Regions from separate parts of the Homo sapiens genome. Here region 2 is linked to region 1. A link is a contact called in ENCODE Hi-C data. All regions are on one chromosome and are shown on one strand. Each heading gives the region's core, a stretch centred on a gene start or an enhancer-like site at or near the end of the contact. The rest is flanking DNA. Distances are from core to core; before and after follow the strand shown. Region 1 has its middle 66 kb from the start of MIR4290HG. Region 2 holds the start of NFIL3 (nuclear factor, interleukin 3 regulated).

Region 1 (2,700 bases), core at 129-2,628:
GTCATCTTAGCTCCAGAAAGCTACTGTCATCTTACTGCATCCCAGGTGGCTTCTTTTGCAGGATTCCTGGAAGGATGATGTTAGCTCTGCTGTTTCACTGGAAGAGTGACTTCACTGGGCCAGCCCTGTGTCCTTCCCACAAATGTGGTTCAGGATTTCATCCAACATAGCTCTTTACCGTGGTGCTGCCTCTAATTTGGGTTTACCATTACCCCACTGGAAGCCAAGAAATATTTACCCTATTTATATTTAGCACTTGAATCAGAGTGTTATGATATCAAAGTCCATGTAAACTGCTGAACAGAACTTTAAAACAGCATCCTGAATCAGAATGCATGCCCTATTTTGTTGTTGTATGAGTTTGTTTTCATTTATGAAAAGGTGATTTGAAAAAGGACTGCAAATTCCTCCTTCTCTTCTAGGCCTGCTACTGCAGCATCTCTGTTTTCACTGTCTAGATTTTGTGTCTAAACATTCCTTTGTAATTTATAAGATTGTTGAACGTGGGCTCAGATCTTCACTTCTGTGACCTTAGTCCCAGACACTGCTGTCATCCATAAAGGTACTATAAGACCCCCTTACATCACTCTTTTAAGACAGACACCTTCAACTGAAATGCATTGCATGTGACTTCCTCATTTCAATGACTAATTAAATTGTGAGTATATTTATGTAGAATAAAGTGAAAGGTTCTTAATGTAGTTATATTTAATATGTTACTTCTTCATTAAAGAGCTTCCTCTGAGCCAGGCGTGGTGGCTCATGCCTGTAATCCCAGCACTTTGGGAGGCCGAGGTGGGCGGATCACGAGGTCAGGAGATCGAGACCATCTGGCTAACATGGTAAAAACCCATTTCTACTAAAAATACAAAAAATTAGCCAGGCGTGGTGGCAGGCGCCTGTAGTCCCAGCTAATCGGGAGGCTGAGGCAGGAGAATGACGTGAACCTGGGAAGCGGAGCTTGCAGTGAGCCGAGATCGTGCCACTGCACTCCAGCCTGGGCGACAGAGCAAGACTCTGTCTCAAAAAAAAAAAAAAAAAAAAAGAGCTTCCTCTGAGGAAGTTACCTACTTTTGGTAAAGTGGGTATTTTGAGTGGCATAACTAGCATGAGCAGCATATCAGTGCAAATGCAGTAACACTATGAATTAAAAAGGGAATAAGAAAGGTCTTGTGTTTGATCAAATATTTATCTATTAATGTAGAAATTCTCCTTGGAACCCTGGTTGGTGCTATTGCTTTTAACAGTAATGAAAAGAAAGAAGCAAACCTATCAGAGACTCTCCAAATTCCAAGCAACGGTGATCCCAGAAGCCTTGTTCTCTTCCCAGCTTGCTTTTATTCCGTTAAGTGCCTTTGTGGCCAAGTCACAGTCCTGGCAGCTAATGGCATGACTCATGCAGTGAACACACCTGCTCAGGCTGGATTCGAATCAGGAAATATTGGACACTGTCCTTGGAACTATATTTATAGCAAATGGAAGCTGTCAAAACAAAACTGTTTATTAGCAACATAGCATGGGTCTCCTAGAAAACAAATTTAAAAGTAGTGCTCCTCAGGCCTCTGTTTCTCTTGAAGTAAGAATAACTTCATTCTCAACCAACATGACAAAGATTTCCGTGATAGCACTGGCTAGTCTGATACACCATACTTATTTTTTCCAGTTAACATGTTATTTTTTTTCCAGTTAACATGAACATCTCTATACTCAGCCAAGGAGCTGTAATAACAGAGTTCCATTTGACAACAGAGCTGTCAGTGTGAATACCTTTTGCTTTCTTCTTTTCTCATTTCAGACTCTGGGACTTTGTACACAGCCAGGATTTCAGTTACCATGGGATATTTCCAAATTTAATCTCCAGCCAAAGTGTGGATATTTATGCATATTTCATAATTCAGATAGCTTACTAGACATAACCATTTGGTTTTAACACAGATACCTACGTCCAAAACTTAATTTTTTTTTTATTTCTTTAAACTTGCTTCTTTCTCCATAGTCTCTAGTTTGGTTAGAAACAGCACTACCTAATTAAGCAAGACTTTTAGTAATCATCCTTTCTTCCTCTTCCTCCTTGTCGTTCTCATTTCCACGTGCCCACTAGTTGCACTCTTCCATGCAGACACCTCCTAAACCCTTTGGCATTGGTTTCCCTGCCTCTCTTTCCTAGGCCTGCCATTCCACTAGAGGCTACGCTCTCTCTCACTGGACAATTACAACAACCTACTGCAGTGACTCAGCCCTTGGAACATGGACTCTGGGTTGGTTGGTTTGTGTATAAAAAACCCACTCCCAGGAGAGTCTTTGCTTGTCCTTCTTCCAACTGATCTTCTACTCAGGAAAACTGTTATGTGTATATGACTACTTTGCTGATTTTTATTGTTGTTATTGATGATGACCCGTTTTTGCTCAGGCAGGAAGTCCATCTAGGGAAGCCACTGTCTTTGTGAAAACTTCACACTGCAGCATATGGGACCAGGATCCTGGACACAGCAAATGTCAGCCCCAACCCCCATGTCCCCCAGATCTGTATTTCCAGCATAAACACAGGCTGGTTGGAGGAAACAGGCTGCATTTAGACACATCAAAGGAACTTGAATGCCAGAAAGAAAATAGAGTCCTATGGCTATTAGAGAGGGAAGACATCCAAGAAAATTGTCATCAGAGACTGTATCCAGTTGAGCAAACTCGTCTTTCAACTTA
Region 2 (2,700 bases), core at 62-2,561, 1.3 Mb after region 1:
TCTTTGTAGCAAGATTATAAAATCACGTAATTAGCTCCCTCTCTCTATGCTCACTGCCAGCAAATTCGGCAGTTACATAATGCAACATTTCCAGGAAACTATTATGTGATTTGTCTTGTCGTGTCTGAAAAAGCAATGACAATAAGGTGAGAAAAAGGGCTGATCGAATGGAATGCATTAAAATTAGGAAGGTGGGGAGGTAAACGTCACAATGGTTCGTCCCAGATTTAAAAATAACAGCTGAGAACATTGAAAGGGCGAACCCCAGTAGTACCCAAGATCAGAATTCAATGCGAGCAATTCTTGCTTTTAGGTTTTGTAGTATCGTTTTAAAACCTGTTTATTTGGGACGTAATATAGACGTAAATAACGATCTAATATCCAACGCTGCGCCTCAATTACCAAATCATTGCACACATACGCGCATATTCCCACATCAGCCCGCAATTCTTGCCAACATTTCACCGTGGGCAGATTATGCAATGTATGAAAGGACAAATCCCACAACCTTCCCGAGGGCTTGTAAAACACGCTGACGACAAACAGGGTGGAAAACGTCTGTGCAGACACAGCCCCTGACACAAACAAACGCCGCGCAGGCATTCTCCGAATGCCGTCACCGTTCACGCTACCAACCCTTTTTCTCACCAAGCAAATTAAGACTATTCCCCATTCCTCAACCCCCCATTCCTCTCCCCCCTACGCCGCCAGCCCCAGAGAAGGAACGAGAAAGAAAGACACTAGAGAGGAAAGAGCATCTTCCCGCTCGGAGAGGGCTCAGCCTGCCTGGCGCTCTTCTTTACCAAAACATCAATTTTCCTGAAATCAGGAGACATTATGCAACAGCAGCGGGGGGAGAGCGCAAACCAGCCAGGACTACGTGCCGGCGCGAAGGCGCTGCAATCAAAGCAGCCACCTTAAGGTGGCGAGTCCCATCCTGACAAGGCAGCAAAAGTTTATGTAATGAATGCCCCGCGCGCACTCGCCGCCGCTGGCGAGCCCAGCTTACAGCCCGACCCCGCACACAGCGCGGCCCGCACCCCGCGCCCGCCCGCCCGCCCGCAGCGCGCCCTGGGAGCGGTCGCCGGGCCCCCGGCCGGCGGTGGGCGGAGCGCTTACCGTGTTCCTGCTCTCGGGCCGGCGAGGAGAAAGAAAGGGGCGGCCGGGAGTCGGGCCGCCGGCGCTCGGGGCTCGGGCCGGGCCGGGCCTCCGGGGCCGCGGCGGGAGGCGGGCGGCGGCGAGGGCGCGGCGCGGGAGGCGGGCGGGCGCGCCGGGTCCGCGGGCGCCGTGGCCGCGCGGAGAGATGTGTGTTAGTAGGTCAGTTCCGAGCGCCGCGCTACGTCGCCGCCCGCCAGCCCCGCGTGACTGGCGGCCGCGGCCCCAATCGCCGCGCCCGCACCCGCCCCCGGCCCGCCGCCAATGGCCGCGGCCGGCAGGGGCGGGCCGGGGCGGGCACTCCGCGGCCCCGCCCCGCCTCCCCGCCCTCAGCTCCCCCTCCGCGGCGGCGCCACTACCAGCTCGCGTCCCTCCCCGGCCAGGGCCACCGCCGTCCGAGCGCCCGCGAGGGCTGGCGCCCCATTCCCGGCGCAACGAGTGTTGCGCAACGGCCCACGCGGCCGACACGACCGGAGCGAGCCTGCGGAGGAGCCCGGGAGCCCCCCGTCCCACCGCCCCGTCCGCTCTTGGCTCCCTTCACCCTCCCGGTCGCCGCGGTGGCTCTGCGCTCCCCGCGACCCTCACTTGCTCGCAGAGGCGCTTTTTGTCTTCCTGAGAGCCGCAGCCTGCTGGGCTACCTGTTGCCGACTGAGCACTGCGGGTTGCGGCTACCCGGGCGTGGCCCGGACCTCGGCCTCCCCTTCCCCGCACACTCCCGAGAGGAGCCCTCTACCTTGGGGTGGGCAGGAGGGAAGGCGGGGGGTGGCGGCTGGCAAGCTGCCAACACTCGGGGCGCGCTGCGGCGGGGAAGGGGTTGGCGCGGCCGGGCAGCTGCGCAGGGCTGCGCGGCGGAGGCAGCGATTAAAATGTCCCGGCGCCTCTCCCGAGAGCCGCGACGGCCCGGAGCCGGGAGGGAAAGCTCCACGCACAAACACCGCCCCCTGCACAATTAGGGCGAAGATGACGGCTGCAAAGTTGTTGCGTAACACGACTGGGAAACGAGGCTCGCTGAGGTCCATCTACCCACCCCCGCCACGCGGGTGCGGCGTTCCTCGGAGGATGTGAAGGTCCGCGCTCGGGTGCCCCCGCTGGGACGCCCACTGTCGTTTGGTGCTGGGGCTTGAGACGACCGCGCGGGATCTCTTCCTGTGATTTTGAGCTGATAGCTGCTTAGTGTTATTTCTGCGTCTAACTGGATACGGTAGTCTTCTCTCCCAAATTCCCGGGCTACGGAAGAGACGTAAAAAAATGGAAAAAAGAGCACCTAGCCGCGACTTCTTAAGTCGTCGCGCTAGACTGTCAAGGCACGTGGCACACTCCCTGCGTTTACCGATACACGGATAGTGGTCAGTGCTGGCCTTGGCGAAGGGAGCCATGTTCCCGACAGTGACTCACAGGCTTGCCCAAATACGGAGTGTGGCAGGTGGGCAGGACCTCCACCAGCCAGCTCCCTCCTGGTCTCCTTGAACTACGTGGGGGCTGGGCCGAGTGCCTCCACGACTTTCCACTTCTTTTTGCTCCTTTCGTTTTTAAAAAGCAAAAACC

What was found. Hi-C counts contacts between places; a loop is a spot of excess contacts on that map. Pooled maps may share reads with other maps.
Region 2: a map of gastrocnemius medialis shows a loop between it and region 1 (2.4-fold over the local background). The contact joins the promoter of NFIL3 here to the enhancer-like site in region 1. A Hi-C loop is called at or near these places in 2 of 168 maps with a recorded cell type or tissue (ascending aorta and gastrocnemius medialis) and 4 of 50 pooled maps.

What each region holds. Positions count from the first base shown.
Region 1 is chr9:90,105,838-90,108,537 of GRCh38, forward strand. No RefSeq gene overlaps it. Among named protein-coding and RNA genes, the nearest start is that of MIR4290HG, 66 kb to the left of the region's middle. Within about 2 kb of position 1,379, at least 8 of the 41 ENCODE cell types and tissues checked have a DNase peak (open chromatin) inside an H3K27ac peak, as active enhancers do; they include gastrocnemius medialis, where a contact is called at or near this core.
Region 2 is chr9:91,422,521-91,425,220 of GRCh38, forward strand. It overlaps NFIL3 (nuclear factor, interleukin 3 regulated), which reads right to left and starts at 1,312. Exons shown (of 2, transcript NM_005384.3): 1 at 1,120-1,312. LOC105376146 (synapsin-1) reads left to right here and starts at 1,513. Exons shown (of 2, transcript NR_188612.1): 1 at 1,513-2,700. RefSeq lists a silencer at 1,250-1,649.